2 separate regions of the Homo sapiens genome follow, and region 1 is linked to region 2. A link is a contact called in ENCODE Hi-C or POLR2A ChIA-PET data. All regions are on one chromosome and are shown on one strand. Each heading gives the region's core, a stretch centred on a gene start or an enhancer-like site at or near the end of the contact. The rest is flanking DNA. Distances are from core to core; before and after follow the strand shown. Region 1 holds the start of SPRED2 (sprouty related EVH1 domain containing 2). Region 2 overlaps CEP68 (centrosomal protein 68).

Region 1 (3,572 bases), core at 79-2,578, 360 kb before region 2:
GATAGGGACTATGTCTCTTGTTTCTTTTTCTTTCTTTCTTTCTTCTTCTTTTTTTTTTTTTTTGAGATGGAGTTTTGCTCTTGTTGCCCAGGCTGGGGTGCAGTGGCACAATCTTGGCTCACCGCCACCTTCACCTCCTGGGGTCAAGCGATTCTCCTGCCTCAGCTCCCGAGTAGCTGGGATTACAGGCACGCGCCACCACGCCCGGCTAATTCTGTATTTTTAGTACAGACGATGTTTCACCATGTTGGTCAGGCTGGTCTCGAACTCCCGACCTCAGGTGATCTGCCCGCCTCGGCCTTCCAAAGTGCTGGGATTACAGGCGTGTGCCACCGCGCCCGGCCGGGGCTGCTTCTTAACGCGAGAAATTCCATAATTTCTACGGAAATGCAAACGTTTCTGGGCTGTGCTGGGTTGACCTTTTTCTTTGCATGAGTAATGATTCTTAAAAACATCCGTTCCTTGGCCGGGTGCGGTGGCCCATGCCTATAATCCCAGCACTTTGGGATGCCGAGGCAGGCGGATCACGAGGTCAAGAAATCGAGACCATCCTGGCCAACATGATGAAACCCCCTCCCTACTAAAAATACAAAAATTAGCTGGGCGTGGTGGCGCGCGCCTGTAGTCGCAGCTACTCGGGAGGCTGAGGCAGGAGAATCACTTGAACCCAGGAGGTGGAGGTTGCAGTGAGCCTAGATCGCGCCACTGCACTCCAGCCTGAGGACAGAGCGAGACTCCATCTCAAAACAAAACAAAACAAAAATCCATTCCTCTATTGAGACAAAAAAGAAAAAAAATCACAAGATTCACGTGAAACGGAAAAGCCTCTGCCTTTCAGAACCTTGGCAAAGTCGAACCCCCTCCCCTCTCTGGTTGGGTTGGGCTGGAGAAGCCAGCCCCTGGCACCTGCGCCGCCCCTACCTTCCCACCCCGCGGTGGGGGTAGTTGTGCCTCTGAGCCTGAGCACCTCTTCAGCTGTTTTACTCCCTCCCCTCCCTTGAGTTTCCCATCTCTGCCCCCGCCCAACCCCCCGATTTTTAATCTTGGTGTTTGGAAGGAGGGAGGGGGCAAAAACGGGAGCCAGATGTGTACGAGTCCTCCGCTCCCGCCTCCTCCCTCCTCTCGGGCTTCCTAAAACCCGGAGCCCTAATCAAGGAGGATTCGGAGCCAGACGGTCGCGGCGCAAGCAAACAACTCGGCTCCGCGGCTCCCCCGGGAGTGGAAGCCAGGAGGGAGGGGGAGAGGAAGCGGGGCGTGCTCAGTAGGCGGGACAAAGTTTTTTTTTTTTTCTTCTCCCTTTTTTTCGGTCGCAAGTAGGAAGCTTTTTGCACTCCACCACCTCTGGCCGCTGGGAAGACGTCATCGCTTCCGCCCTACTTCCTCCTCCTGTTGGCGGCGGTGAGAATCCAATATGGAGTAAATCGGTGGAGTCGAGAGATGGGGCTCGGACGGGGCGCCCTGCACCGCCTCCCAGGCGCACCTCCCCCGGCCGCCGACCGCTCCCCGGAACCGTGATTGGCCCGGCCCCCCGGGGGCGACCCCGGACTGAGCCCCCCCACCCGCGGCCGGCGCTCTCCTCCTCCTCGCAGCAGTCCCTGCCGCTCCGAGGCGCGCTTGTTTTTCTCCTGCTCTCCCCCACCGCCGTCCCCTTCCCAAATCTCGCCCCCTCTGCCCGCTCCCGAGCCCCCGGAGCCTCCGCCCGCCTCTCCCCACGGCGCTGCGGCGTTCACTCCCCGCGCAGCCTGCCTTTGCACCCCTTCCCCCAAACCCTATCCCGCGCCCTGCTTCCCCTTCTGCTGCGGCGCCCTCTTCATCTCTAGCCGCCCCCCCTCCCCAAATCAGGCGATCTCCGGAGATGTGAAGAAGGGGGGCGAGCGGACAGGAAGATGAAGGGAGCAAAGCTGCCCGCCGCGGGACAGGCGTCTAGGTGAACAAGAAAATGACCGAAGAAACACACCCAGACGAGTAAGTTTGGTCGCGGGGTGGGACGAGGGTGCCCCTCAGGGGCAGCGTGGGGGCCGGGGCTGAGGATGCGGGCGGGGACGCTTATTGGGTGAACTTGGCGTGGGGTGCAGCGACTCGCTGACCTTTCGGCGTTGGGACGCGAGGCTTCCCTGCTTGTTGAAGTGAGGAGAGGGCAAAAACTGCTGCGGGCTGGCGGGCGCACGCCTAGGGTCGGCGGGCTGGTGGCAGCTCCGGGGGCCAAGGGCGTGCGGGTGACCTCCCGGCGGTCTCCGCTCCCTCTCGGAGGACTTACAGCTCCCCCGCCCCCGAAATCCTCGGCGGCTAGAGCGGAAGACCTGACACCCCCACTCCGGCTTCCCGGGGCTGGTGGGTTTTTGCACAGTGACTTTGTGACTCCCGCCGCCCCGCGAGCCCTGCAGTCCGCTCCGGAGCCCACTGGGGCCTAGGCTCCGCCATTTCGTTTTCTTGAATCGCTCTCATTTGCATACCACATTTTCATTCATAAAAAACACGGCGGAGCGAGAGGAGGACAGGCGCGGGCTGCGCGGGGGTCTGGTGCGCCAGGGTCCCCGCGCGGGCCGGCGTGCTGGAGCCGCCCGAGGGGCCCCGCGGCGCGTGAGTGCCTGTGCACGCGCTTGTGGCCGGCACACGCGTCCTGCGGGGTCGGGCGGCTCGGGGCGGACCGAGGCGTGTGCGGCGGGGGCGTGCGGGGCATCGCGCTGGGGGCGCGCGTGTGTGTGTGTGTATGTGAGTGTCCTCGCGGGTGCGCGTGCACGGGCTTGTGCCTGGCCCGCGGGCCCGAGGGGAACAATGCTCGGGGCGCTCCGCCGGAGGGATCCTGGGCCGCCCCGCGCGGGACCCGTGACTGTCGCCAGCCCGGGGCGGAGGTGCAGCTGCCTCCTGCCTCGCGGTCCAGGGGTCCAGTTTGGCATTTTCCCTCCCTGGTCTGAGGCGTTTTCAGTCTCGGGTGCGACGGGGGCGGGGCCGCGGGGCCCGACGCCTCAAGTCTTATGCCTGGGGTTTGAGCGGTCACCGCGCGGCGGCCGCCGCTGCTGCTCAGTGGCTGTGCCCGCCACCAGCCACTTTTTTTTTTTTGTGAATAAGACGCGCTCCTTTATTGTCACATGATATCCCTCCCCTCCTCCCCTGCACATTCATAAATCCGGAGCCTGCATCCGTTCCTTTCATTCAGTGCTGCCATTAGCCAAGGTAGCGGCGGCGCGGGCTTGGGCGCAAAGAGCTGGTTGGCAGCCGCGGGGACGCGCCCTGGAGGGAGGCCCCGCGCGCGTCTTTGCAGGGGAGTGTGGGCTTCGGAAGGCGTGCTCCGGAGGCCCCAGGTCTTTTGCCCCCCGCAGGCATTGAGCCTCAAGAGTGCTGGGAGGGGAAGTGACTCAGGGCTGGGCGACTGGGAGGCTTGTCTCTTGCAGCAGGTGACAGTGCTGTGCCCTACTCTAGGAAATCTACTCACTTTATTAAATATACCCCCTTTATCCTTTGGCGTCTGCTGTTGCCAGTCCGGGCGGGAGTGGGGCTGGTGTTTGGGAAAGGGAATTTCAGTTTCCTTCCTGTGAGTCCCCAGGGAACTTTGACTGCAGTAACCCCTGATC
Region 2 (3,988 bases), core at 1,273-3,772:
TGAGAACAGTGCTTACCTGGTAAAAGTTGTGAGGACTGAATAAGATAAGGTACAGCACAATGCCTGGCACATAAAAAGTGCCTGGTCAACATGAACATGTTTTATTATGATGTTAGTGGATTGGGGGAAGAGACAAGACACCTGTACACAAAGCTTCCTAACGTTGAGTGTCATTACCTTCACACATTGCACCAGTGATTCTTTTCCCTGTTCTCCTCCTTTCCTGGGAAGCTGCCCTTCAACATCTGGGTCTGAGAATGGCCACCGGTCCAACCTAGCTGGCAAGGAGGGGCGTGTTTTCAGCAGTCCAGAGGAGACCCCGAGGGCCTGGCTGCTCCCCAGACTGCCTTCCCCTGCGGAGTCGTGGGCACGGACGAAGGAGCGCAGGAAACAGGGATTCTGGCCCTCAGGATCCCCAGATCCTTGGAGGGCAGCTCCAGGGGGAAGCTGGCTTTGGCTGGAGCTTGAAGGGAAGGAAGCTGGCCCATCACTGTCTGACACTTCCAAGGGGCTCTGCCCTTTGATATCCCCAGTGGGCAGGGTAACCAAGGTAGAAATGGATCCTAGATACGAAACCAGGCTAGAAACCTGTGTCAGCCGAGCGGGGAGGGCAAGATACTCGTCATCACTTTCCACTTCCTCTTCTGATTTCCACCTAGACTCTGTGCAGGTAGGGCGCCGGGCACTCTGGCTGGTCCTCTTCTCCCTCTCTGGCCTGGGCGAGGGCCACCCTCTGTCCCGTGTCCTTAGCTGGGGAGAGCCCATATCAAGGTGCTTGCCTATAGTCAGCCGGTCCTTCGCACCCCTCAGGGCTGGCTCTCTGCGCTCCCAACGAGCATCCCTACTGCCTGGGGCTCTGGGGGTAGATGCAAGTTGGCTCCAAGATGCCAAGCCCATGCCACCCTGTTTCTGGGGTACTCTGGAGGGCCACTGCTTAAGGCTTGGCTCTCTGGGCCCAGAAAATGGCAGGGCAGTGGCCTCTGCTGGTGGGCAGTTGGGGGAGACATTAGTAGGTGATTTGAGGGTGCTTGCTGGAGAGACAGAGAAGCTATCCAGGTCTACCCCGGAGTCCTGCAGGACAGGGTCAGCTGGCACACGGCTATCAAGGTGCTTTGGGAGCTGAGGCCCGGGCCTCAGTGGGTAAGTATAGTCAAGCAGATCTTCATACTCTTTATTTGGGTTCCAGAGAGGGGAGTGGCGGTCGGGTGATGGAGGCAGGGAATCTGGCAGCACACAGGCCCAGTACTCAGCCTGGAAGGAGAGGCGTCTCCTGCCTAGCCCAGAAGCATCACCCCCAGAGAACACAGGCTGTGGTGACCACTGGGGCCGAGGTCCTAGCCCCACCACAGAGGAAGGTTCCTGGGGGACGACCGGCTCCAGGGAGGAGGAGACCTTGGCCAGAGAACCACCACGAGGCTCCGCCCTCTCCTGGTGACCCTGGAGACTGCTGCCTGTGGAGGAAGCAGAGATGCTGCAGCTGGAAGGCTGAGCTGCGGAACCTGGGCTCAGCACGGACTTCCACTGTGACAGGCAAGAGAGACCTGAGCTGTGAGGCTGCTGGCTGAGGTCCAGTGCCTGGGGCAAATCTGCTAGGGATGGATCATCTTCGGTATCAGCATCATGTCCTGAGCAAATAGTTGTTGTTCTGGGAAGGCTCAGAGTCTGAGGGAACTCCTCGGAGGAAGAAAGCTTGGTCTTCTCCACCTGCAATGATCAAAGGGACAAAAAGCACTTGGGTAAAAATCAAACCCAATTTCTTTCTTAGATGACAACCCAGGAGTTTCCTTGTGGGTCTAGACAGTATTTAGGAAAGACCTTAAAATGCAAAGTCTGCTGCCTGAGGCAAGAACCAGGCAATATGCACTGCCAGCAGCAGCACTGAGACCCTGCCTGTCTGGGAAGCAAGATGACTCCCATCTCCAGTCCTCTCCAAGGTTCTTCCTTCCTCCACAGGTATCCAGGGTGTGAGCAAGCAGAACTCAGACAGCTCTGTCATGCTGAAGCTGGAAAACAGTCCCTTACCTCTGAGAAGCGTCTCCTGGCAGATGAAACCCTCAATCACTCTGTCGCTAACAGGACACGTCCAAACCCAGGAGGTCGCCCCAGACCCCATCCTGCTCAGTTCACACGCCAGTGGTAACTGAACACTAGCAGAATGACTGGTTCATCTCAGCTTCTTCACTGAATTTTTTATCTGCTTGATGAAGAACTCACCCCCGAGGGAAGCAGGACAGCACAGTGTTGAAGGACATGGGTTTTGGAGCCAGACAAACCTGAGGCCAGCCCCTAACTTTGCCACCTTCCAGATGTATGACTTCGAGCCTCACTTTCCTCCCCTCATAGCACCAGCTCCTCAGAAGGTAAGGATTAAATACACCCATGTGTGCAAAGCACATGGTAAGAGCTTAACGAACAACAGGAATTCTAATAATAAGCACCGGACTCATCCCCGTGAAAGGCCATTTCTGTGTCTGTTTATGATTCGCTTCCTGCCTCACCGAATCTCTGACTCACAGGTGCCAGAGCCTCCCACTGCCCCTTGCTCCCAGGCAGGTGGGGCCCAGCCTCTGTTCTCTCCCAGTCCCGCTCAGAGCCTCCTCACAGGGTGCAGCCCCACAAGGGGACCCTGCAGCAGCCAAGGCTACAATGACACCGAGAAGATCAAAGCCATTCCCAGGAAAGGCCTTGGCAAGCAGAACAGAAAAGAATGTAAGAGCTGGGCAGAACAGATCATTCCGGTCACCTCCCAATGATACTGAGGGCCTGAAAGATCTGGTGATTTGCCTGCAGTCACAGAACCTGGTAGGATTCCCTGCCCCATGTGACTCCCACTAGGAGAAGCTGCCTGGCAGTCAGAGAAGCCCAAGGAATTCTCCTTAACCAGGGACAGTGCTGCCTACTACAGGGCTCCAAGGTTCTGACATGTCCCTTGGGTCTGAAGAGGATTTAGGTTCAGAGCCCCCAGGAGCCCAAAGCCCTGGACACTCCTTTCCCAAGTCTCTTCAGGGTACCCCTAAAGCCTTTAATCACCAAGTCAGAAACACGGCAGGGCTCTCCTTGCCAGAATTCCCCTGGCCTGGACCTCTGGGCAGCAGCCTCTTGGCCTATAATCCCTGGTCCTTAAAAAGTCACCAGTCACTCTTGAGGAACAGGAGATAACCGTGGACAGTCCCCCCGGCCGGTCCTGAGGCCCAGCTCTCTAGCTGAACCCGCAAAACAGAAATCATCATACTCAGGCCCCTCCAATTCCTCACCCTGCACAGTAGCAAGGAAAGGATGCAAGATGGTGAGGAAATCCTGAACAAACTCCCAAAGGACAGCAATGGGTCCATCTACAGTCTTGCCTTAGTACCTACCTGGCTTTCCCCGGAGAGCAGAAGGTCTCCAGACCCCATGGTGGCAGGAGGCAGGCCACTGAGTGCAGGCTCAGACCTCTCAGCTACGGGCTCTCTGTTGGCATCACTGGCCTGTGGCTGGTGGGCTCTAGAGGGGCCGCCAGGGTCAGTCCCAATCCAGCAAGTAGGGGCAGGTATCCCTTCTGCCCCCCATACAGGGGAGATGAGCCCTCCCTCAGCTTCCAGGCGTGGGGGCTGCTCCCCACTCATGGGCCCTGGGATGTCCAGCTCCCGCTCCCTGCAGCTCCCTCTCCCATAGGACTGGGCCTTTGTGTCTTCAGATGCTTCCGCTTCTGCCTTTTCTTCACCCAGGGCCATTGAGACTCCCTACCTAGGTCAGGGTTCTGCTGAAGACTTCAGCTTCCTACAAAACAGGGGAAGGGAGAGAAAAATATAAATCTTCTACATCTGTGTTCAGGAAGTCTTGCTCTTTAACAATTAAGGCAAACATATTTTTGGTCAAAGAAAAAAGGAAACAAATGGTGACTACTTCCTCAGAGGAGCACCGAGTTCCGGCTTTTCCCTGGCCCCAGACCTTTCCAAAGGGGACACAGAAGCACACCATTTCCCCTCTGCTTTCATGGTGGATGGTG

What was found. A loop is a pair of places that touch in the nucleus more often than their neighbours do. ChIA-PET counts read pairs that join two places held with the same protein, here RNA polymerase II (POLR2A). Pooled maps may share reads with other maps.
Region 1: a loop to region 2 is called in a map of psoas muscle, with 4 times the contacts of the local background. The contact joins the promoter of SPRED2 here to the enhancer-like site in region 2. A Hi-C loop is called at or near these places in 14 of 168 maps with a recorded cell type or tissue (CD14-positive monocyte, CD4-positive, alpha-beta T cell, GM12878 and 10 more), 3 of 37 single-sample maps with no recorded cell type and 17 of 50 pooled maps. POLR2A ChIA-PET finds 5 or more read pairs at or near these places in 1 of 52 experiments (activated CD4-positive, alpha-beta T cell).

Annotation. Positions count from the first base shown.
Region 1 is chr2:65,430,355-65,433,926 of GRCh38, reverse strand. SPRED2 (sprouty related EVH1 domain containing 2) reads left to right here and starts at 1,328. Exons shown (of 6, transcript NM_181784.3): 1 at 1,328-1,965. The coding sequence starts at 1,940. RefSeq lists silencers at 1,426-1,625, 2,396-2,445, 2,476-2,985.
Region 2 is chr2:65,069,170-65,073,157 of GRCh38, reverse strand. It overlaps CEP68 (centrosomal protein 68), which reads right to left. Exons shown (of 7, transcript NM_015147.3): 2 at 3,357-3,759; 3 at 178-1,704. The coding sequence starts at 3,713. Among named protein-coding and RNA genes, the nearest start is that of CEP68, 15 kb to the right of the region's middle. RefSeq lists an enhancer at 2,520-3,286. Within about 2 kb of position 2,522, at least 19 of the 41 ENCODE cell types and tissues checked have a DNase peak (open chromatin) inside an H3K27ac peak, as active enhancers do; they include PC-3, gastrocnemius medialis, psoas muscle and 1 more, where a contact is called at or near this core.